5 separate regions of the Mus musculus genome follow, and regions 2, 3, 4 and 5 are each linked to region 1. A link is a loop called in an ENCODE intact Hi-C map of the cell type or tissue named here. Cell type or tissue: heart. All regions are shown on one strand.

Region 1 (5,000 bases):
GGACCTGAGGGAGGGACTGCAACAGGAGGGCGCACTTGAGTCTGTCACAGGGCTCTGAAGACTTGAGGCTTGAAGGGGTCCCACCAGAGGAAGTGAAACTGACCAATCACTCTGCCCGCCGCCACCCTCGGAAGAAGGGCCCCTTGTAGTCTTTGACAGAGAGAGGCAAGGAAAGGAACTTTCAGGTTGCCAATAAGCAGGATACGAGGCCCAGATAAGTCCTGGCAGGGAGGGACTGCTATAAAAGCCAAAACAAGGTAGGCTAAGGTAAACAGCGGCCAGGGGGAGGAGGGGAGGGGAGTCCTGGGTCTCCCGGAGGAGCATGCTTAGGTAGTAAAGGTTTTTCATTAGCCAGGCGGAAGAAAAACTCAAGCTACTGTTTTAAATATAAGGAATGACTACTACGTTAAAAGTATCCATTTAAGTGAGGTATTGAGCAAAGACGAGTTGGGAATTCAAATGGGTTTTGTGGCTTCCATCAAAACTGAATGATTTTCCTTGATACTCTCAATGAAGAAAGATAGGTAAAAGTGCTACCCTCTGAGTCCTTTAAAAAATATACTACATGCGTATACATACATGGTTTCCTAACTGACCTTGGCCAGTTTCACTACTACAGCTCCTCAAATCCCTTGGGAACCAAAGGGCCCAAATGAGTGGAATTCTGTCGTGCCAATCCCACGGTTCCCTTCCCTACTGAAAAGCCCACCCCGAGTTCTAAAAAGCCCACCATTTCAGACCCTCTGACAACTAAAAATAACCAGCAAACCATCTTATCCTAAATTGTTTAACCCTTGGTTAGCTAGTGTCACCAGGAACCCTGAGCCTTGGGACATCTGGTCATGGGTCCATTCCATTTTTTTCCCCCTTATTTCCCTGCTTTCTTCACTGACTCTTCCCATAATCAAGTATACTTCCTCAGGCTTACAACTGACACCATCTCCCCGTCTTAAATAATCAAACGTGGATTCCTTTCTCTGGTATAGGTGCCAGGTCCTTCTCTTCCCGGTGTCTTGCACCCCACCGCACACCCTCAGCCCCATGCCCCAGCCGTCCTGGGAAGCCTGAGGCAGCCAGTTTGCGCGTCTCCCCCATCCTGTGGTCCACATTTCATATGCCCCTGCCCTCGTTCTGATGGTTTCCTAATTGCTGGTTCCGGAGTCTTCCTGGCGTGCAGTCCGCCGGCCCCCAGAGAGTTCCAACGCCTCCTTTCCAGTCACCCCCCCCCCCCGACCCTGCGCACAGCCCTGGGGACCTCTCCGATGTCCAGCTGCTAAGTTCCCGGAGCCCCCCCTTCCGGAACCCCTCCGCTCTGAGGTCCCTGCCTTCTCCCGCCAGCACCGGTCCCCACTGCTGACCCTGACCCGAGCCCCGGGGAATCGCGGACTCCCCTGGCCCCACCGCCCTGCTGCAACGCCCCCCGGGCAGCGCAGCCCGCAGCCGCGCGGTCCCCAGCGCCACTACCTTGGCCTTGGTGACGAGGTGCGTGGCCCGCTTGACCACAGCGAAGTTGCCCTTGCCGATGGTGCGGTCGATCTCGTAGTAGCCGATGCGAGCGGCCATCGACCCGCGGGAGGCCGGGGCTGTGGGACGCGCCGGGACGGCGGCCGGGGGCACTGCGGCGGGGGCTGCCGGGGGCCCCGCGGCGGGCGGAGGCAGCAGGCGGCCGGCCGGCCCGGCTCCCCCTGCTCCGGCCACGGCAACCCCGCCAGCTCCGCTCGCCGCCGCCGCCGCCATCTTGTTGTGCAGTGAAACCTCCGGGGCCGCGGGGAGCCGGCCGGGGGGGAGGGGGCGCGGGGGGGCCGAAAGAGGGGGGTTGCCGACAGACGTCACTCCGGGAGGCGGGGCTCCCGCGCCGCCGGGCGCCCGACGCCATGGCAACCGCGCGTCACGTGCGGACGCGCGTCACTGCCCGAAGCCATGGCAACCGTGACCTCACCGGGCGAGCTCGACCTTCCCGCGTGGGTCCCTGTTCCTGAGGCGCCGGCTCCCTAGTGCCCCCCTCTGGGGAACAGGCATTGAAAACGTCGAGGGTCAGCAGCAACTTCTAAGCTTCCGCCGCGCCTAGCGAGGTAGGGATATGAGATGGGGAGACCCCAGAACCAGACTCCCGATGGCCCCTGGTTCGCTGATGGGATCCCTGCTCCGACCTGTGTCCCAGTTCAGTCATCACCAAACCTCCCTTAAAAGGATTTCCTCGTCACCAAAAATACCAGCCTTGTCCCACTTTAGCCCTGGAGGCCACAGAGGCAGGAATAGCTACAGTATTTAAGCAACTGTAACCAAGTTGGTAGCAAGGCAGGGGAATTGTTCAGCAAAAACTCTTACAAAGCCCAGCTCACTTCGTACAATCAATCTAATAAGTCATCGAACACAGAAGAGTGCGGAAATTAGAGTTTGCATATTCAAGGATGTTGAACCCATCCCAAACATGCGTTCCAGTCTTTGGGTGGGTGAGGGCCAGAAAAGGACCGTCATTTTCCTTCCTGCCACCCCTGACTCGGAACAATTCTCCAGCCAGTTGGTCAGAATCTCTTCACTCGTTTTCTGTTGCTGGGTTAGTACTGGTGAAGTGTGTTGCATTCAGGGCCACGTCATGCTTAAAGATGAGCAATCCGTTAAGCAAAACGAGTAACTAATATAAATTCCATCCCTACTAATGACTCTCCAAGGACATTAAGAGTGATCAAATTAATAACCCCTGCAATAAAACTCATATCCCTCTTTCTTCCCTCCTGTTATCTGACATTCCACATCCTGGGCTGTAACTGAGCCTCTCCCCCTCCTCCTTCCTTATTAAGTAGATTGATTTATCTGCCTCTGGTGGGGATAGGAAATTGGGCTGTAAAGGAGAGATAGCCTTTGGTCCGTTAGAAAAGGAAGGAAGAAGGCTGTGTGCATTCCTCTATATAATTGTATCTCATGTATCCAGTGCTATTCTACCCACACCTGTATCTCCCTCCATGGCACAGGAGTATTGTCACATCTCTGTGCAGTATCAAAAAGTGACATCCAGGTCACTGGGTATGTGAGAAAGGAAATACATGCTTACCCTTTCTGACCACAGGTCTTTCCCCAATGTTCTGATTCCCCCCATGTGACATAAGTAATGGCTGGGTCTAGGATGGGACAGAGGGGTCATCCCACAACTGCCTTGAATCAGTTCCCTGGTGGCTATTTCAAATTGCCAGCACAATTAACACTAATTGGCTCCTTTACAAGCAAATAAAGACAGGGATGAAGTGGACCTTGCTTCTTAGGCTGCTTAAACCTATTCATCAAGTGAGATTACGAAATCTGAGATGAATGATTGGGTGTGGCCCTTACAACTTCATGGCCCTTGCTGGAATCTAGCAAAGCCAATAACTTAGGGGCTGGACCTCAGAATGAGGTTTACCATCTCCCTGGAGGTGGGGAGCTCTCCTGGTAAGACAAAGAAAAACAAGCTTTCTCTCTGGAAGGCTTAGAATCAGTACTGAAGCCACTCTTGTCTAGGCTGTGCACCCAGAGTGTCTTCCACTCTTAGACATTTAGACATAATTGGAAAATTTGTTTGTTTTGATCAAATTCTCTCTTCTTCTTCTTCTTCTTCTTCTTCTTTCTCTCTCTCTCTCTCTCTCTCTCTCTCTCTCTCTCTCTGAGACAGTCTCTCTCCATGTAGTCCTGGATATCCTGGAACTGAATACGTAATCAAGCCAGCCTCAAACACACAGATCCACCTGCCTCTGCTTCCCCTGTGCTGGATTAAAGGCTTGTAGCTACCACACCCACACCCAGCTAAGCAAAGTTTCATTTTGCCCTGGCTGATTTCAGAAGTTCTGGGTAACCAAGGACAACCTTGAATCTGTGATCTCTCTGCTTCCACTTCCCAAATACAGGAGTTACAGGTGTGCTCGACCTGTCTTTTTTTGGGTTTTTTTGTTTTTGTTTTTGTTTTGTTTTGTTTTGTTTTTTCGGTTTTTCGAGACAGGGTTTCTCTATATGGCCCTGGCTGTCCTGGAACTCACTCTGTAGACCAGCCTGGCCTCGAACTCAGAAATCCGCCTGCCTCTCCCACCAACGAGTGCTGGGATTAAAGGCGTGCGCCACCACTGCCCAGCAATGTCCTGACCTATCTCATGCAGTGCTGAAGATCAAACTCGGGGCTCCGTGATAATGCTTTACTGTGCACTCACTCTACCAACTGAGCTGCACCTCTTATTCAAATTCTCATTGTATCACTCCCCCACCCCACCCCTCACTTCAAGAAAGCCTTGAGGAGGAGCTAGGAAAATGGAGCATTGCTTTAATTTCCAAAGAGACCTATCCTGCTGGTTCCCTAGCAGTGAGTATAGGATAGCCAGATAAGGGTGTTCCTTGCCTTTGTGGAATGGGGTGAGAAGGTGTGCATTCAGTGCGTTTATTCAGGGATCTGGATAAAGGCTTGCTGGGTTCTCAGAGACCTCGATCCCCAGCACCATAAAATAATAATAAAATAATAATAATAACAACAACAACTATTTGCCAAGCACTGGATTGCACAGTATACATTGATAATATTATAAAGTCACTTAAGATTTACAACAAGCCTGGTGTCACAGGCCTTTAATTCCAGCACTTGGAGTTCGAGGCCAGCCTGGTCTACAAATCAAGTTCCAGAACAGCCAGGGCTACACAGAGAAACCCTGTCTCAAAACAAAACAAAATCTTACAACAGGGTCTGGAGAGGTGTTGTATTACTAGACAGATTCTGCAGCCAAGGAAAAGGAGAAGTGAAGACACTAAGGGGTTTGTCCAAGGTCACAGAGCCAGGAAGTGGTAGGGCCCGAATTCAGATGCAGGCAGCTGCCCCTGGAGCCTGTGTTCTATGGCTTCTTTCCCCAATTCTAATCCTCATGAAGGAAGATGCCAGAAGGAAAATCAGGTTTCTGAGCTAAGGCTAACTTACTTAGATTCAACCTAGTGTTCTACTTTCTGTTTTCAATGAACCCCAAGGCTCATATGTTAAAGCTCTCTCCCCC
Region 2 (5,000 bases), 110 kb before region 1:
AGGGGGCAAAACAGGGGTGGCAGAGTTGGTGACAGCAGCTATACAGAACATTCACCCTGTGACAGTCTCAGCTCCTACTGCCTTATGTCGACAACTCCCCTAAGCCTCATAACGCCTGTGTGATTATGAACCTTTTTTATTAATATGGAAACTAAGGCACAGAAGAGTAAGCAGCAAACCCAATACTTAGTCATTAACAACGACTATGCGGCAGATCCAGGTGGTCTGGCCTTTAGAAAGAAACCAACATTAAAATCCTATGAACCCCAACACACGGTCTCAGAACAAGACACCACGCAGGCCACACTGGTTTTCTTCAGACTCTGTAGCCAAGGCTGGTCTCAACTGCCACCTTTTTATTTCAGACCCCAGAGTACTGAGATTATGGGAGTGACTCACCATGTAACACAGCACAGACATTTTAAAACAGAATGAAAGATGATGGACTTTGTTTCAATCCACTAAGTCATACCCCCACCACCCCACTCGGTGTTTTGAGACAGGATCTCTCTACATAACCCTGACTGACCTGGAACTAGCTCTGTAGACCAGGCTGGCCTCAAACTCACAGAGATCGTCCTGCCTCTGCCTCCTGAGTGCTGGGATTAAAGGTGCATGTGAGCCACTGGGTCCAGTTTAATTTACTAAATCTTCAACTTTCTTATCATCCTCAGAGAAATACTCAAAATACTTGTTTCACTTCAAAAATGTTTCTGTATCTTAGTTTCAATCACTTAATCAATACATAAATCAATATTAATAAAACATTCAGCTCAGAGCATGATGACTGTAAGTTAGCCACCCGTATGGATGCTTGGCACATAGGTGACTTTATTTGCAGTTTTTTCAGATATCAGAGTGGAGACTGCAAGGAGGAAAGGTACCAAGAGGCAGGCTTGAGCGCAGTGCCCAGGACTCAGCCTGCTGGAGGAATGTGCGCCCTGCGTGTGTCTCCAGCTCCAGGACTAAAGGGCACAGCTATGACTTCCAGGACTTGGAATCTCCTCTGGGACAGAGGTGCAGTGGCTGAGCAGAGGATGAGCACTTCCACCCAGAGAGACACACGGGGAACAGGAGGCTTAGAGCAGAGAAGGAAGTGGACAGAGAGCAGCGGGAGGGGCCTTAAGACACTGAAGAGCGGGGCCACCACACCTTCTGCAACTCTGATCTGTGAGGCCCACAGGCATTGCTGGTCATTGTGCAAACATCACTCTACCAGCTGGCCTGGCACTGCACCTGCTTCTCCTGGGCCTGCTCCCCAAACCGTACCATAGCAAACAGTACCTCTCTATGGAATTCCTCCACAGCATCAAATTCTGGGCTGCTCCTTAGGGTAAAGGAGACAAAGACTCCACAAAACACTGAAAGGGGAGCTTGGCCCAGTTCTGGATACAGGATCATAAGCAAGGACAAAAAAGAAGCCAGTTGCTTAAACTAAAAAGTTTAGAACGGTCTCTTAATGTATAATATAGAGCAAGTTATTTTAACTCCTGTATCTCCTTCTCTGTAAAACATGGGCATGGGCATGCACACAACCTGCTTAAGTGTGTCTGGCCTGTGATACACATACACGAGATTGGCACCATCCTAACCTCCATTTTCACACTCTATACAGCTTCAGGTAGCAACTAACTTCAATCTCAAAGTATTAAATGGAAAATTACAGAAATAAAGGGTGCCAGTTTTAAACTGATGGCAGTCTACCAAGCTTGAGGAAGTTGTCTATAGGCAGTTGTGTCCTGCTGGGGCATGAATCATCTCTCCACACAGCACACCCATGCCATATTCGCTACCCTATTACTCAGTAGTCAGGCTCGCTGCTCAACATCACTCAGATCATGTTCAGGTGACCTGTGTTTTACTGATCCAAGTACCCCAAAGTACAAGAGCAGCCATGCTGGTAACTCCGCAGTCCCGGGGTGTCCTGGGGAAGTTGAGAGGGGCTTCCTTCCTTCACCCTCTTGCCTTTATTAGAAGGGAGCTGGCATGACGGTGCATGCCTATAGTCCTGTACACTAGGGAGGTTCATGCAAGAAATCCTAAGTGTGAGGCCAGCTGGGCTATAAGGCAAGACTCTGCCTCAAGAAACCAACAATAGAAATGGAAGAGAAATCATGAGCTAGAGCTGCTAAGATCTACAGTTGGTTGGCTGTCAAGATAAAGAGCATATCCACATAACTGTTACTGCAGTCCACGGCTAATCTATTTTATTTGTGAGGGAGAAGGGGGTGCCACTGTTTATGGCTCCAGGAACCCCCATCAGGGTCTTGAAAATTATCACCTACAGATAAGTGGGGCAGGGGTGGGAGGAGGCTCTATTGAATATAGGTACTGATGCTTTCAATATTTCTAGAATGTGGCCTTAAACTTTGAGCATTCTATGGCATGGATTAGACTGGCTTCACTAAGCAACACAATTCTGAATCAAAAACATCAATTCCTTTGTCAAAGGGCAAGCCAGGGGCCAGAAGTAAAGTAGCTGACAATTTGTGGGAGCACAGAGAAGCTCCTGGCCTGCTGCCAGCTGATGTGTAACGAGTATGGAAGGAACAGAGCTGAGGGAAAATGAATTCCATTCAGGACAGTCATCCTGAACCACAGGGCGGAAACCACAGCAAGGCCCAAGCTGAGGCTGTGCGTGTCCCTGCCCCTCCCCCCAACTAAGGAGCCCCAGTCCTAAAGAGCACTGCAGTACCGCTAGACAATGGCAAGCCCTAGCTGTAAGCAGGAAAGGGGAGGGTTCTAAACAGCAGGAGGAGGAACAACAGAAGAAATGATGAAGTCACAGAGCAGGGGCTGGCACGCGGCAGGATTATTTTGAGAACAGCATACTGAGCATGGGTTTTTTTCACAGCTGCAGACTATATGATAAAAGCTGTAGCTTAAAGTACACATAGGCTCCTTTAAAAATTAATCATGCTATAGCAGAAGTAAATCTGCAGGTAACTAGACAAACTTCCAAAGAGCATGTTTTAATTTTTAGGGATACGGATGTTTTGTCTGGATGTATGTCTGTGGACCATGTGCATGCCTGATGCCCTCAGAGGCCAGAAGAGGGAGTTGGAGCCTCCATGATGAGAGTTACAGATGGTTGTAAGCTAATCTGTGGGTGCTGGGAACTGAACCTAGGTCCTCAGGAAGAGCAGTCAGTGCTCTTAACTTGTGAGCCATCTCCCCAGGTCCCCAGTAAGTTGTTAGAGATGGGAGAGGGAAACCTGTAAGTCACACACTCACCCAAGCACATGGAAACTATTAACAAGAAGGGAGTGGACACAGCGCAGGATCCTGTGAGTCCTGTAGCCTGGTCTGTTCTCCACAGAATCCTCTTCCCTTGCAGAGAATATGACTGTGTGAACTGACACTCCAACATTAATTAAACATGGCATCACATCAAATAGGCTGCTAAATAGATGCAGATTGTGAACGTTCTTAAAAATTTCCCTCCGCAAGACACTTCCCTTCAACGAATTCTTTTTAAATTGGCATCTGGTAAGAAAGAAATTAAGTTCGGCTCATGCCAAAGCCAGAACTTCCCTCCTCGCTCTCGGGGGTTCTCACTTCTGAAACCACAGTGGCTTTAACCCTTGCCTCCATTCTGCAGCACAGGGATGCACACACAGAAGGAAGATGAAAGAAGAATTAGTGGCTGCTTCCCCCAAAGGGAGTCATTCTCCTGCTTATTCTGACCCGACATTCTGAGGAAAGACACGGTGGTAGAACCAAGACACCAGGAGAAAATTCAACTCTAAGATCAAACCAACCACAGTTTCCCAGCAAAAACCCCTGGTGGGGGTTTCAGTGAAACACTATGACAAATACACAGCTTTAAAAAAAAAAAAAAAAAAAAAAACCTCCAACAGAGGAAAGCACAGTCTGTCTTCTTTCCTCGGGAGAAGGGGGCATCCTTCAAGGAAAGAAGCGGCCCCTCTCACTGAAATGTCTTCTGCTAGTTCCACTGTGTCCTTAAACCTTAGGGAGGTGAGTGTTCTCTTACATGAAGGCAATTTTTTGGCCTGTTTCTAGAACAAATTTTATCTCCTCTAGATTGTTCTCAGCTCACCTCTAGAATTACCGAATGGTCTAGATATGTCTAATCGTACACAGTAGCCACCAGCCACATATGGTTACATAGCATTTGAATGTAGACAGTGCACACAAATATATACCATTTATCACATTAGTATTACCAAAGGACTGTAAGCTCACCATCCTACCTTTCTATTGATTACATGTGGAAATAAGAGTTTAGATATTAAGTTAAATAGAATATATTACTCAAAATTAACTCTATATCCTTTAACTTTTTAAAAATGTGTATACTGCCAAGCTTGGTGCCATGGGCCTACAGTTCCAACTACTTTGAGAAGCTGAGGCAGGAGAATCACAATTCCATGGATAATTGGTGGGACTCTCAAAACAGAAGGGGAGGAGAAGATTTCAATATGACATATAATCCTCTTCTAGTGGATAGCACTGGTCTAGGTGATCTAACAGCTAAGCAATCGCAGGAGACATCCATTCAGGGTAACTACTGAGGACATGTGTGCTGAGCATCCGGCAAGCTAGGCTACTCTGTTCCTCAGCAGCTCAGCTCCAGAGCACTAAAAACTACTGAGACAGGAGGATCATTGCGAGTTTAAGACCAGCCTGGTCTACAGAATGGAAGAAAAAAAAAATTACAGACAAACTTCAAAGAAGCTTCAATATATATATTGTCCCCATTCACTTAGAAATCAAATTAAAATCAGAGATTAAAGCCAACACCAGAAGCACACACTTCCTTAACCATGGGAACAAAGTGTTTGTCACAGGACAGTACTTTCAGGCAATCTCCATTTTCTAATTGTGGAGAATAAGACAGGAAAATCAAAACAAGAGCTTTTTTTTTTTTTTTTTTTTTTTAAAGTATAGACTAGAGCTTATTCAGGGCATGGGGAGGGGAGTTGAGAGGGTAGCAGAAGCACACAAGGCAGAGAGAGAAGTGGGGGGGAGAAGAGTAG
Region 3 (5,000 bases), 170 kb before region 1:
TAGAAACTTAGATAAACTCATGGGACTAGGGCGAGGCCTGATTCACTCGGATGAGGTCTAGCTTTGTTTTGTCTTAAAATGGGTCTCATAGACCCCAGGTTGCCCTTGAAACTTACATATAGTTGAGGGTGACTTGTGATTCTCTTGCCTCTGCCTTCCAAGTGCTGGGATTACAGGTGTGGCACCACACCCAGCTCTCTGGTTTGAGATGTGTTCCCAGGTGGATAGACACCAAAGCACCACAGGTTTTTCTCCCTGGATGGAGAGCAGACCTCCAAAGACGTGCCTCTGCACTTATAGCTCGGGCAAGTGACGCCCATTCCCACTCTTGCTCCTCTCCACAAAGTGCTTTCGCCCAGGGAGACACTGTGTGGTTCTTGATGGGTACTCGGATAGGGCAGAGTTACCTTCCTCTAAGTGAAAGCTTTCTGGCAGTAGCTGTAGGCCATATTCTCCATCAGAAGCATTATGTAAGTGGGATCTGCATTCCCAGTGATAAAATGCTTATGCAATATTACAGCTAATTAAGTCCCAATGAAGTCTAATCAATAAGGACTCAAAAATATTGCCCACAAGAGATCTCAATGCACTCAGCATCAGTGCAGTTTCTTCATGGTAAATTAATTTTCCTTCCGTTAAGTAAATGGTTGGACTATATTTGCTCATAGGTGGTATTTAACAAGAGGATAAGGCAAAACACATATCCAAGGGTTTAAAAATGTATTATCAGGGAGTGAATCTAGTAACCAAATGTGTATATTGCTGGCTTCCATCAGTGGGTGGAGTCAGATGTGGCCACTGCTGACACTGGCTAGACCAGGTCTCATTTTATATGAGCTCAAGGAAATGAGTCCCCTTATCATCTTGTGGCAAAGGCTGAAATGCTCCCTGGATGACAGCTCTGAGCTCTGGGTCAATCCAAGAAGCTTCACTCAAAAACACTGGTCTGGGCCTGGAGAGATGGCTATGGAGGTCCTGAGTTCAATTTCCAACATAGCCATCTATAATGAGATCTGGTGCCCTCTTCTGGCCTGCAGGAATACATACAGGCAGAGCACTTTATACATAATAAAAATAAATAAACCTTAAAAACAAAACAAAACAAACATGGTTTGTAACAAACATGATTTATCAGAGACTAGGAGAGCCAAATTACAGTAAATCAAATAGTTTGTTTTGTTTTGTTTTGTTTTTCGCTGTGAGATGGTCTCATTATGTAACCCCGTCTGGCCTCCAACCTCCTATGTAACCAATGCTGGTGTCCAACTCACTTATGTTCCTCCTGCTTCAGCCTCCTGAGTGCCGGGATGACTGGCTCAAAATACCTTTGCAAACTAACCAGAAGTCACTTGATCTAGTCATCTACAAAATAATAACAAGAGATTATAAAGCCAATTGGTTTCCTGAGTGTGTCCAACCATCGGTGGGGAGCTACCTCTCACTTTAATAGTACAATGCCGAAGCGACAGGAGAGTCTACAGTTAAGTAGTAAGTCCTTTCTCAACTTTCCTTTTTTTGGTGGGGTGGGAGGTTGGGACATTGAGACAGAGTTTCTATTATGTAGCCCTGGCTGTCCTGGAACTTGCTATGTAGAGCAGGCTAGCTTTGACCTCACAGGATCTGCTTGCCTTTGTCTCCTGAGTGGTATCCACCACCATAAGACCAACGTTGTGATTCCTTCCATATTTCATTCAAAATTGTCACTGAAAAGACATGTAATTCCTGCCAGGTGCCTCTAGGTTCCAGAAGATGCAGCTGTGTAAAACACATCTGGTTGTTTTAGGCCATAATAAACTAGGTAGTTAAAACCCACTCATGACACTCATTAGCCCATGACAAATGCCATGTAACAATATGTGACCTTAGTTGATCTCAGGACAGCTATGGAAGAACACTCGTGTCTAACAAGCTTTGACCTACTATGAGAAGACAACTTCATCCCACAGTTACTATAGAAACAGTGTCCATCTTCAGAGACTGATCTCCCAGCTGGAGACACTCTGGAGTCTGACTTGGCCATAAAAGATAGAGGAAAGGATCTTCTAGTGTTTCACAGGCTAATGTGGAAAGCTCTCTCAGCCCTGACTGAGTTTCTACATCTTTTCACAGAAATCAGTAAGCTCAGGCCAAGGTGGTGACAGCAGAGAACAGGTCTTGTTTTTCACCCACACTGCCCTCTATAGGAAAGAGACAGAAGCACAAAGAGGGAGAGCAGACCTGACAGCTTCGACCTCCACAGGAAGAGCTAATTCCAGGTCTAGTGAGTCACAGCTATGCCCAGAGACAGAAAGAGGACCCCGGGTGAGACTCTCAAGTGTACTTCCCTTGAAACTGAACTCCATGATGCTTGAAGGAATATCCTATGATTTCCTTTTCCTCTGTGCCTCACCATATGGATAGTACCAGCCTCTGATGAGTCTTGGGATTCAGGTCTATGGTACAGGATAAAGCTAAGCACATGCACATCGCTGAGGATGAGAACGAGCATGCAGTAAGATGGTGACCGCCAGCTCTTTTCCTCCACTGGTTCTTGCTTTCTGTGCTTCATCTTACAGAGCATTGTTTCATTCACTTGGGGAATCTCCTCTCCGGGATTATACAGTATCACTATTTGGGACAATCACGCTGCCATTCTCAGAGCCTTTCAGCACTCATGATAACTCACTAGGAGCGTGGTTTCAGCAGCTAGGTTATTTGCCAGGAGCTATGCTCAGCAGCCTGCTTTGGGGAGGCCTGAAGAGCCTTGCATGGTCTGAGAGGCTGGGGTGGAAGATGGAGGATATCCAAACTCCTCACAGGAAATACTGTGGACACTGGAAAAGCAGAGGAAGTGGTTTATTGACCTGCCCCCCCCTTTTTTATAACAGTGAGGTTGAGCAGAACAATACAGCATCCGAGGAGTGGCTGACTGGGGTGAACTGTGTGGCTTTTACAAGGCAACTCACTTCTCTACACGTCACGGCAAGCAGGAAAATAGTATATAGTAACAATTCCAGAGCACAGCTGCAGGGTTTAAAGCAGACGAAATACAGGAAAATACTTCACAAACTCTAGCCTTAGAGAAATGTAGTTATTTTTGTGTGTATTTAAGGGTGGAGCAAGGACTGAAACAGGATCTCATGTGGCCCAGGCTAGACTCAAACTCACTGAGCAGCTAATGACCTTCAGTTCCTGAGCCTCCTGCTTTCACCTCCCAAGTGCTGAGATTAGACACGCACAATGTAATTTCTTGATATTGTTTGAGTGAGAGTATTTCCTGTGGAAGGGCTTTGGTGGGCCGTACCCACCCCCACCCCCGTAGACTGTATTTTTAACAAACCTGTGTATGAGTTCCCTCCTTTAATACATCTTTATGAGTTTAGACACCAGACACTACCCCATGGCCTGGGAATATAGCAGTGAACAAAACTTATCCAAAACCGCTCATCCCTGCCAGCTAATGATGACAATGATGACGACAACAACGACAATGATGACATGGGAGGTGGGAAAACAATTTAGAGCATGTGGAGCTGAGACAAGGGTTAAGACAAACACAATTATGGAAGCTGTTGGTGGCAGTGGGGAGGGCGGTGTCAATAGAGGCCTCAGAGTGCCCACCTGAGGGGACAGCAGAGTGTGCTTGCTATGTCTGAGAAAGGACAAACACTATCCTGACTAAAGCCCAGGGCCTGAGGTCAGAACAAGAGAAAACAGGACTGGGGGAGGGGGCGGGGGTGAGGTGCTACAGAAGAAGTCACAATTGTGTACATTTCTCATTTTTCTTTTTCGAGACATGGTCTTTTCTTTTTTTGGGAGGGGGGGGGGTTGAGACAGGGTTTCTCTGTGTAGCCCTGGCTGTCCTGGAACTCACTCTGTAGACCAGGCTGGCCTCGAACTCAGAAATCTGCCTGCCTCTGCCCAAGTGCTGGGATTAAAGGCATGCATCACCACCGCCGGGCTGAGACAAGGTCTTAATTCACTATGCAGACCAGGCTGGCCTTGAACAGATCTACCTGCCTCCCAGGGCTGGGGTTAAAGGCCTGCACCACCAGCAGCCTGATTTTAAGAGTCAATGAAAGCCCCTGGAACACAAGGTCGGTGCAGTTGACTCTGACACAGAAGAGTGTGTAGGAAGTGCTGCTGTACCAGACACTGCTAGATTATAAACAACTGTGGGAAGGCTGGAGGCTTTCTCTGCATATTCTTTAAGTTCAGAGTCTGGTGTGGAAGGCTTATAATGAAAGAATCAATTACAATAAGAAATAAATTAAGATTAAAAAATATATGTGTCTCAGCATTCGGGAGGCAGAGGCAGGTGGATTTCTGAGTTTGAGGCCAGCCTGGTCTACAAAGTGAGTTCCAGAACAGCCAGGGCTACACAGAGAAACCCTGTCTCGAAAAACCAATTTATTCTCATGTACATGACTTTGCATATATACCTGCATGTCAGAAGAGGGCATCAGCTCCCATCATGTGGTTGCTGGGAGTTGAACTCAGGACCTCTGGAAGAGCAGACAATGCTCTGAGCTGCTGAGCCACTCTAGCCTCCAATTACAGTATATTTTGATAAATGTCATAGTAGTAAGACAAGGTTCAGAAAGATAAAAACCCCGGAAAATATCTGAATTTGCCTTTTCTTGAATATGCACGTGTGTAGGCCAGAGAACAATCTTGACCATCACCCTCAGGATCATCGGCTTAGCACTCGATCAGGCTAGACTGCCAGCAACTCCAGCACTCAGGAGACTGGGCGAGATGGTTCTTTAGTTTAAAATCAGCCTGGGTTATAGAAAGAGACTCTGTCTCAAAACAATATATTTTGATTTTTGAAAACATATATGTGTGTGTTCTAAGTTATAGTATAAAGTATGTTTTTTTATCATGGCTGTAGTAAAAATTCTTGAATTTCAGTGCTTTAGACACATTAGCAGTAAACTTTAGGGCAATGTTAAACTGCTGAAACATTTTTAAACTATAAAATGATATCATCAGATTTGTGCGTTTGTATGCGTGTACCT
Region 4 (5,000 bases), 50 kb before region 1:
CACTGGAAGCTGTCACTCACAGTCCCTCATGCCAAGAGAACAGGTGTGAATGTGTCACCACTTAATACAAGGTGACTGACTGTGTTAGAACCCAAGGCCTCAAGGGTGCGTGCTTGGCACGTGCTCCACCACTGGGCTATATCTCTGCTCCTAAATATGCTTAGGTGGAATCTACATACTATACACTGGTTCTTTAGATGTGTTATTTGCCTTAAAAGACGACTCAGAGTTATACAACCCTCACCGCCATCCTATTGCAGAGCGATCCTGCCTATGCCCACTGCCCATCGCTCCCATTCCCACTTCTGTGCAAGGTGCTGGGGTTTGTGACTATCTACAGATTTGCCTGTTTGGGGCATGTCATTCCGATGGAACCATACACTGTTGCCGTCTGTGTCTCGATTCCAATACTAATGTTTTCAGGTGGTGTGGCAGCGCCAATAGCCCACTCCTTTTTATGGCTAAACAATACTCCATTCTGTAGATGTCACATTTTCCTTATTCATAAGCTGTGAAACATGAGGTTTTTTTCCCATCCTTTGGTTACTGTAAATAACAGTTATAAACATTTATGTAGGAGGTCAGGAGAGAATGTTTGCATGATAATCTGAGTTCAAACCCCAGAAGCCATGAACAAGCTGGGTAGGTACAAGTATTGACAGCCCTAGTAGGCTCCTGCAGTGAGATAGCAGGCAGAAAGAGGGTTCCTGGAAGCTCTCAGGCCGACTAGACTTGTCTATTTGGAAAAAAAGAAAAAGAAAAGAAAGAAAAGAGACTGTATCAAACAAGCTAAAAGACAAGGACCCGCTCTGGCTTGTCCTCTAACATTCACACGCACACTAGAATTTATGACCCAGTAACAACTATGCATTTCCTGAAGGAGCTGCTAATTATCTACCACCAGCACAATATACAGAAGAATATATTTTATCTTCTATATCCTCCTTATAAGACCTGACTCCAACTCCAAAACAACAACAACAACAACCCAACCTCAAAGGGATAGGCACATGGGTCAGTAGAGAGTACCTGCTAGGATACAGGTCCTAGCTCGATCTCCAGCGCTGAAACAACAACAAAAACATTTTGCCTTTTCCTTCAGCCTCCCGTACATATTCTCCTTTTTCTTGTTTTTAGGGATGCTGGGGACCAAATCCAAGACCTCAACATGCTGAATGAGAAGTCTACCACCAAGCTACATCCACAGGCCATAAGTGTGTTTTGGAATATTTTCTTCCTTCCTTCCTTCCCCTCTTTTGCTGTTGTGGCTTTAAAACAGGGTCTCCCTCGATAGCCCAGGCTTGCTCTGAATTGCCTCAGCTTCTTAAGACCTGGAAGTAGAGGGGTGTACCACCATGTCTGGCTCGGAATTGAAAACACACCCACTGGGAGGAACACAAACATCAACAGAATGACACAGAGATGCTCACAAGCAACACCCCAGTGTGAGGGCTGCACCCCTGCAGTACTAGATGACATTACACACTCATTCCACCCTTGCAAACACCTCTTCTAAAATTCTGTTCAAGACCAGTTAACCGCAGACTTGTGAGGGCATTTAGCCATAGCCCTTAGCGTTAAAGATCAGACACCATACTATCCAGACTGATTGATACTCTAGCAGTTAACAGATATGAGTCCATGAGTGTCATCCATGCAGTCAACAAATCCAATTCAATGGAAGGTGAAGGGGCTGAGGCGAAGGGGAAAGGAATAGATTTCTCACCATAAAAATATTTTTCAAATGACATTTGATTTTGGGGTGGGGGATTGTTTAGTTGGTTTGTGGTTTCTTTAGAGTATAAAAGCCCAAGATGATCTTAAACTCTTGATCCTTCTGTCTCTGCCTCCTTATAGTGCTGTGATTACAGGCAAGCACACCAAAAATGGAGCTTTAAGATGAATCGTATACAACAATTATATAAGACCCACCACTGGGGGATGTGAGACAAGACTATGCAGAACTCTATAAACAAAGTCTACAATTTCCTGTGATTCCACAATTATGTTAAAGTTAATAAATCTTAAATGAGGCTTAGGTTAGGCATGATGGCACACACCTTTAACCCCAAGACTGAGGAGGCAAAGGCAGACAAGACAGGTTTCTGCAGATTTGAGGTCAACCAACACAGTGAGTTTCTCCAGGCCAGCCAAGGGCTGCATAGTGAGACCCATCTTTCAAAAAATAAAAGAGGAGAACAGAAGAGATCATTTTAGAAAGGCACCATCCTAAGAAGGTCCAAAAGGAAAATGCAATTCACATGAGAAAAATTACAAGTAGCCCAGACAACCCACACTGTCCACTCACGGATGTGGTGGGAAATGAAACAGGAAAGGCACTGGGAAGCAGACTGCAAGAGGCTGGAGGGAGTCAGTGCTACACGTGACTTGACTGAGCTAAAAATGCCGACATAGCAGGTAACTCGCCCTTCCAGCACACCTATTCTAGATCAGGTTAGCACTCCCGTCAGTAGGCTGGAGAAGACGTCCTAAACAGCAGAGCAGAGAGGAAAGGAGAAAGAAGGCCCAGAACTATGGGAGCCAATTCCAAAATAAACTGACGTGGGTGGAGTGTGTGTGTGTGTGTGTGTGTGTGTGTGTGTGTGTGTGTGTGTTGGTTCTGTTCTCCAGAGAACTTGACAGACCCCGAAATGTCAAGCTAAGCAACTCAGAACTCAGCCAGCACAGCAGGGTGCTCTGAGAAAAGTCAAAGCAGGATAGATTAATATGGAACAGGAGACAAACCAGTCAGAGCACAAGGCCTCAAGGCAAAAAGACCAGTTATTACTGCAATAGGACAAGCAGGGCCTGGCGTAAAGTGTTGGCAGCAAAACTAGACCACAGGGTCTTGATTACTTAATACTCTGCAATCCTTTACAAAAAGCCTGTGCCTGGTACTTATTCCAAGCTCTGTATCATGCTTATGATAAAGACGTATCTTCTTATTGGATGTGGAGACACTCAGAATTTTAGCATTCAAGGCTAACCTAGGCTACATACTAATACCAAAAAACAAGCAAACAAACAAACAAAAAACTTAAAAAGAAATCTCTTTTCTGAATTTCCTAAAAAATAAAAAGAAGAAGGGTTGAAATGATCATCTTTGGTGGGTTTGGTAGAACAGTGTTGAAGGGCCAGTGAGACAGCTCTGCAAGTTAGCTTACTCGAGATAGGAGCTCATCACCAAGCAAGACAGCTTGAGTTCAATACCCAGACCTGTCTGCTGGGGAAGAACCAATTCCAAAAGCTGCTCTACAAGAATGGTGGTGTCTAAAGCATGCTTGTACACACACACACAAGCAAATAGAACATTGCTTCTTTGAATAAGCTTTAAAAAGCAAAACAACTTTACTTACATCAATAAAACAAACAAAGGCCAGGCATGGTGGCATATTCCTTTAATCCCAACAACTCAGGAGGCAGAGGCAGGGAATCTCTATGAGTTCCAGGCCAGTTAGGAGTACACAGAGAAACCCTATCTCTAAACAAAGCAAAAGCTCTAAAAAGAGTACTTCGTTTACAGACTGCGTGCCTTTGGTACACATTACACGGGTACTGCTTTGGCTCGGAGTGGCTTCCTCCCAATGCCTGCATATAGTCCATAGGAACCTACCCACTACAGATACTAGAACCTAGTTCTCACTAAAAAGCCCACTGAGGCATGGTCCCAAATGGTGCTGTGTCTCAAGTCTCCCTTTCAGAGCTTTTATTTCCCAAAGATGTAAGATTTGGAGAGCTGCTACCCAGGAAAGGAAAGTCCAGCACTTTATTATAAGTGGTGGTCTCTGTGTGCACTAGAAACAGATATTCAAATAGCCCACCTTTAGTGATGCCTCTGGGGAAAATACATTCAGACAGAGCCACTGGAATTCGAAGAGGCAAGCACTATCACAAAGGCGTCTACGAAGGGTTCTGAGACGACTGGCGGCTGTTTTGGTGCTCAGTGGGGTCAGCCCTTTAAACACACATTTCAATCCTCACAGAGGAGGATTATCCAGGTTTTAGTTTGGTTTGGCTTTTTCAGATGTCCACATGGAGGTTGGCTTTGAACTTACTTTGCAGCTGAGCTCCAGGTGCTGCTGCTGCCACCAGTGGAATGCTGGGATTCAAATCTGGCCCCGCCAAACCCAGCTGATTGGCTTGTATAGATGAATACTGAGGCAAGGAAGCCAAGCATTTCTGTCTTCCTTGGTGGCTGTGTCTGCACTGCTACTAGACTCCAAACCTGGTCTAATTATTTACTAGATGGTCTCCTAGTGAAGGACTGAATAGTGCTGTCTTGGCGGACAGCTAGCAATAAAGAGAGAGGAGAGTGAATAACATATTTTAAGACCCCCACTGAAGGTTGACCAGGAATTAACCAAATAGGCAAGGCCCTTGAGGTGGAAGGTTCAGCACTATCACCAGGGGGGGCTCAGTATCCACACTCTAAAAGGCACAGAGGTCTGGAGAGATAGCTCAGTGGTTAAGAACCTAGGTGCTCTCCCAGAAGACGCAGATTTGAGTCCCAGCACCCACATAGTGGATCAAGCCATCTCTGACTCCAGTTCCAGAGAATCTGGTGCCCTCCTCTAACCTCCACAGGTACTACATACACAAATGCACAGGCATTCATACAGGCAAAACACAGTAGATATAAAATACAAGTTTAAAAATAGAGCTACCACAATCTATCTAGCTATCTAGCTATCTCCCTTTGGAATATACTAAAAGGACTTTACATCTTACTATAGAAATATTTGCTCATCTGTGTTCATTGTTGTTCTATTTGTAATAGCCAGAAACTGGACACAGCCTATATGTCCATCAATTAATGAATAGATAATGAAAATGTGATACATTTACAAATGAATATGATTTGACTACTAAGAAAAATAAAAGTATGAAATTTTCATTTAGTGGAAGAAGCTAAAAAACAATCCTACTGAATGAGGTAACCCAGACCCAGAAAGACACACGTTGTATGTTTCCTCTCATATGTGGATGTTAGCTTTGAAGCT
Region 5 (5,000 bases), 180 kb before region 1:
AGCAGTTTGTGAACATCCTTCCCACTTTAGAAATGGCCCAGGTTCAGCCCAGAGGCCACAGTCAGATCCAAACCAATAGTCTGGATGTCTACCTGGGTGTGTGCGTGTGTGTCAGGACCATTTGTCTATGTGAACAAGGATGGGTGTGTGCATGTGTGTCAGGGTCATTTGTCTATGTGAACAAGGATGGAGGTCAGAGGTAACGCTACGATGGCTTCCTTAATTGTTTCCACTATATACTTTTTGAGACAGTGACTCACATAAGCCTGAAGCTCCACTATATGAGCTGGCTGGTGAACCCGAGATCTTCGCATCCTGACCCTCAGTGTTGGGATTTCGGGTGTGTACCACCATGTCTACTTTTGCATGGGTGCTAGGGATCCAAACACAGCAATGTAAGCAGTTTACCCCAAGAATTTACCCCTAACCCCTGACCTGGTGCCGTTAACCACAATCCTACAGAGCCAAAGGGTCCATCCCAAGCCGTCGCTGCTGGCTGAGACAGCCAGAAAAGGTTCCCAAGCGGGCTTCCTGCCTCTGTCTGTCTTAGTCTCCACTGGCATTTTTCTAAGGCTAAGGCTAACATCACCACTTTAATAACTCTACAGTTTCTTCTCATGACCCTCAAAATGAAAATGTTAAGTCCTGGGCCTAAAAAGTTCCTGTCTGATTTCCCACAGTGAAGTTCTCTTAGCTGTCTGGCCTCCATGCTTAGTCCTCTAGTTGAAATGGAAACTCCACAGGCCTTCTCATGGAGGGCTGCCTGTCATGCGGGTAAGAGTTTAACTGTCTGGGGGTGGGTGGGTAAGGGGGACTTTTGGTATAGCATTGGAAATGTAAATGAGCTAAATACCTAATAAAAAATGGAAAAAAAAAAAAAAAAAAAAAAAAAAAAAAAAAAGAGTTTAACTGTCACTTCCTCAGAAACTCATCTCTGACCTCTGACATGAAAACAGGCTCGGTTACGCTTCACTGTGTCACGTGACTTTTCTTTACATGAATTATTTAAGGACTTCTCTTGTTCGTATTTGTGCTTGCTGACACAATCTCTGCGACAATGCAAGGCATGTGTCCTTTTTACTGCAATATGGAATATCCAATACCAAAAATGATCATTATATCTAATGGGAACTGAATGTATGAATATTTATTGAATATTCATCTTAACCAAGTAAGACTGTATCGTGAAGATGCTTTTTATTTCACTTAGTCTTCATAACAATCCTAGATCAGGTACTATAAAGATGCACATTTATAAATGAACAAACAAGACTTTGAAATGTTAAAACATTCAGCTACCATAAGGATATGCTATTGACTGTCCTATAATGCATCATCAGGCGGATATACATTCTAGTCATCTATTTTTTTCCAGAACAAATTCAACTCTGCAATTTCTACACCACTTATAGTAGCATCATTATCATGAAATATACACTCAGAGTCATTTAAAAGAATTACTCTTAATTTTTAATGTAAAATCCAAAACAGATGCTAAATAAAAACATTGATTTGTTTTTACTTTGTGAGTAAAGGTATATTCAAGTACAGTTCCTATCTCAAAGACCATGGCATCTCCATTCTAAAATTATGTCTACAGTAGCAAGGGTAGACACAGCAGTGAAGCATCTATGACATACATGTCTGTCATCACAGAAAGAAAGACAAAAAGACAGAAAGACAGAAAGAAGGAAGGAAGGAAGGAAGGAAGGAAGGAAGGAAGGAAGGAAGGAAAGAAAAGGAAAAGGAAAGGAAAGGAAAAGAAAAGAAAAGAAAAGAAAAGAAAAGAAAAGAAAAGAAAAGAAAAGAAAAGAAAAGAAAAGAAAAGAAAAGAAAAGAGAAGAAGAAAGAAAAAAGTTGTTCTTAATTCACAAAGTTGAGTACACAGAGGCCGGTTAAGCTTTTGAAGTTGTAACATTGTTGTTCAAGCCTCTAGATGGCAGTCCACTCTTTTCCTTTGGTCTTTCTGCACAAAATTTCATGTAAGACATTAGGGGGCCAAGGCCAAAAAATGTCTGTAACAGGCTTGCTTTAAAACAAAGAGTTCTTCTCCTAGGCAATTTCTTTAAACAACAACAAACAAACAAAATAACCTGTCATAAGTCCCAGTGCAAATCTCAACTCCAGGCTTCTGAAACTTCTTCTCAGTCATCCTTAACAGATTTTATCCTAAGAGACCCTGAAAGTCTCACTACAAAAAAAAAAAACAAAAAACAAAAAACAAAAAAACCACAAGGAATTATGAAATTATGTACACAAACTTGTATTAATCTTTGATTGTTCAAGGAGCCAAAGAGTTTTCATAGCTTCCCCAGATTAGGGACTCTGTTTTGTGTCGGTGGCACAAGGGCAAGCACTGATCCTAGCTGTCACATGGAGCAGAAACTGGCCGACGGTCAGAAGCTAACACATTTCATCTGCTGCAGAGGGTGAAACATGGCCGAACTCAGCATCAAGCCACGTTTTCTCAGTATCATATAGCTCATAAAATTGAATTCAGGCGAGCTCTGGACACGTTATTCTACACAAAATATGGAAAGGATGTGAAAATGAAGGCAATGACCGTCTTCAAACCTACAACCACAGGATACTCAAGTGAGCAGACGGAGAAGGAAGCAGAGCAGAGGGAACCTGTCGGCTCTTCAGGACGCCCCAGCAAAGTGGCTCCTCACTGACCCTTCCCAGAGGGTCACAGCTACTTATTTTACAGATCACTCTTCTGCATAACAAGGGGACATAAGGAACTCCTTGGTCACCTACCCCCAATTCTCAAAACTCTGTGACAGTGATAAAGGAATGGTCTGTGTATGATGTAGTAATCTCATTTTCACTAGAAATGCGTCACATGGTAGTCTCCTGCTGTCACTCACAGACTCACAGACTCATGTTTGAAGAATGGGAAGCTTCCAAGACAGCAATTGCACCTTTCAGAACAGCATCAATGTCCAAACATGAGCCAGGTCCTCCCAAATGGCAGGCGCATCAGTGACTGATAAACCTTGCTGACAGCTGTAGCACCGTCCTCAGAGGCTAGCTGTGGAGGTGTATTCCTAGAGCCTCAGTACCTAGGGGCCCAGACAGGAGGTCATCAAGGCCAAGTGCGTGCTCAATATTGTTCCCAAACCAAAAGCAACAGACCTGGAGAACAATGGCTTCTGCCTGTTCACTTGGAGGCTGACTACCATGGAAATACCTAAGAAGTCACAACAGAACAGTCATTCCCACCCTTCAAGCTGGAGTTGCCAGAAAACCATTATTTTACTAAAGATTTAGGTGTGCTGCTGTATGGGGTCAAAACCAGAGAGACGGAAATGAAATGTCAGTAGAGTGATTCCTGCAGAGACATTCCTGCCCATATTATCATGGTTGGCTATGGTGTGGTAGGCAGAGTACTACGTCCTGTAAAGCCTCAACCTATACAGGACACCTATTATAATCTACATTTTTTAAGAAATTAAAACTGAGACATTAAGAAACTTAGGCAGATACTAAACAGTAGAGTCTGTTTATTTTTATTGTTGTCCTTTCTTTGTTTTTTTGAGATAAGCCAGACTCAGGTTAATCCTAAACTCATGGTCCTCCTGCCTCAGTCTTCTAAGCATTTGGATTTCTGGGGGTGGTTTATTTTATTATTATTGTGTGTGCACACACACATGCATGCATACATGGCCTATGTGTAGAGGTCAGAGGCTAACTTTGTGAATTCAATTCATTCTCTTCCACCTTTAAGGGAGGATGGACTGGTTAGTGGTCCAGGAAACAAACTTGGGTTAGCAGGCTTGTGTAGTTAGGGCCTTTATCCACTGAACTACCTCACCAGCCCCCCTAGAGAATTCTTAATCTAAACACTACCTTTAAAAATACATTATTAGAAGCTGGACGTGGTGGCACACCCTTTTAATCTCAGCACTCGGAAGGCAAAGGCAGGTAGATCTCTGAGGTCAAGGCCAGTCTGGTCTACAGAGTGAGTTCCAGGACAGTTTGGGCTACACAGAAGCCTTGCCTCAACAAACAAACAAACAAACAAACAAACAATGACCATTTTTAGTGTTTGAGGTAGCACCCAGCATAGCTTTAGAAAAACAAATCCAAACAATTCTCGCATCCAGCTGATGACGTGCTGTGTGAGCTCCAAAGGCTGTTGCGGCACTATTCACCTACAAGCAGGTTCCAAACGAAGCAGTAGAGGGCATGCTCACAACTACTAATGAGATGACAAGGACTGTGAGGTGGGCTGACAGCGAGTGTGTGCGAGACTGGGAGCAAGAGAACATGGAAAGGTGTGTGTGTGTGTGTGTGTGTGTGTGTGTGTGTGTGTGTGTGTGCGCGCGCATGTGTGAGGAGTGTGTGTGTGTGTACCCGTGTTCACCTGCTAATGAGGTCAGTGGCTAAGATGAACAGTCCTACTGAAGCCTGAGCTCTGGTGATTGTGGGGGATGGATGAGACAGGCGTTGCAAATCAAGGAATCATACAAGGAGAACTGAGCTCTGTGGGACTGGATGCCAGCATCTCTGGGCTGACCCCATGAAGGAAAGCCTGCCATCCCTGAACCTTTCAAGTAGTGCCATCATAAAGCTCTGCTCCGGGGTCTGTGCAGAGGAACAGTCTCAAAGAAACGACGTGCCAGGTCCCTGCACGCGCACAGCTTCTTTGAGCTGGTGGAAAGAGAAGCCATCTGTTTGCCAGAGGGCATTGTAAGAGTGTAAGAAACAATTACCCAGAAACCCATGCTTCCTCTAAGTGTGTACAAGAAGGTGTTTGGTCTAGTTTCTCTTAGTCTTTCCAGTCAACAAGGCATATGCTCAATACATATGTTTAAATACATATGGGATTCTCAAGTGTTCAGCACCAAAGTCTATATTTTGGACAATTTTAGCATGCTTCCCATCAATGTTTACTCCTTAGTTATAGATTGCTTTTATAGCAATCCAAATTTTAGACAGCTCTATTTTTCTAAATCTCAAAATCCAAAATGGGAACAAAAATTAACCGGCAGTCC

What was found. A loop is a pair of places that touch in the nucleus more often than their neighbours do. Peaks named below come from ENCODE experiments on the same cell type or tissue, not always from the same donor. Only the 100,000 strongest peaks of a DNase experiment are listed, where the experiment ranks them.
Region 2: it touches region 1 in a loop (2.9-fold over the local background); 5 of 42 quality-filtered maps call a loop at or near these places.
Region 3: it touches region 1 in a loop (4-fold over the local background); 33 of 42 quality-filtered maps call a loop at or near these places.
Region 4: a loop joins it to region 1, with 2.0 times the contacts of the local background. A loop is called at or near these places in 5 of 42 quality-filtered maps.
Region 5: a loop joins it to region 1, with 3 times the contacts of the local background. A loop is called at or near these places in 33 of 42 quality-filtered maps.

What each region holds. Positions count from the first base shown.
Region 1 is chr9:46,009,595-46,014,594 of GRCm38, reverse strand. It overlaps Sik3 (SIK family kinase 3), which reads right to left and starts at 1,775. Exons shown (of 25, transcript NM_027498.3): 1 at 1,465-1,775. The coding sequence starts at 1,737. It also overlaps a transcript of Pafah1b2 not described here. In heart, a CTCF peak has its summit at 2,023 (motif pointing left); DNase peaks (open chromatin) are centred at 104, 664, 1,334 and 1,954; H3K4me3 peaks cover 2,759 bases; H3K27ac peaks cover 2,624 bases.
Region 2 is chr9:46,117,847-46,122,846 of GRCm38, reverse strand. All of the region lies in intron 1 of Sik3 (SIK family kinase 3), which reads right to left. Among named protein-coding and RNA genes, the nearest start is that of Gm46110, 41 kb to the right of the region's middle. In heart, a CTCF peak has its summit at 3,042 (motif pointing right); DNase peaks (open chromatin) are centred at 1,836 and 2,616; H3K27ac peaks cover 1,488 bases.
Region 3 is chr9:46,182,583-46,187,582 of GRCm38, reverse strand. The region is part of intron 6 of Sik3 (SIK family kinase 3); the gene reads right to left. Among named protein-coding and RNA genes, the nearest start is that of Apoa1, 44 kb to the left of the region's middle. In heart, CTCF peaks have their summits at 1,030 (motif pointing left) and 2,185 (motif pointing left); a DNase peak (open chromatin) is centred at 2,762; H3K27ac peaks cover 389 bases.
Region 4 is chr9:46,059,597-46,064,596 of GRCm38, reverse strand. All of the region lies in intron 1 of Sik3 (SIK family kinase 3), which reads right to left. It overlaps Gm46110 (a long non-coding RNA gene), which reads left to right. Exons shown (of 4, transcript XR_003948323.1): 3 at 1,138-1,214. Among named protein-coding and RNA genes, the nearest start is that of Gm46110, 18 kb to the left of the region's middle. In heart, no CTCF peak of the experiment used is centred here; a DNase peak (open chromatin) is centred at 2,766.
Region 5 is chr9:46,188,808-46,193,807 of GRCm38, reverse strand. The region is part of intron 6 of Sik3 (SIK family kinase 3); the gene reads right to left. Among named protein-coding and RNA genes, the nearest start is that of Apoa1, 37 kb to the left of the region's middle. In heart, a CTCF peak has its summit at 1,938 (motif pointing right); a DNase peak (open chromatin) is centred at 2,387.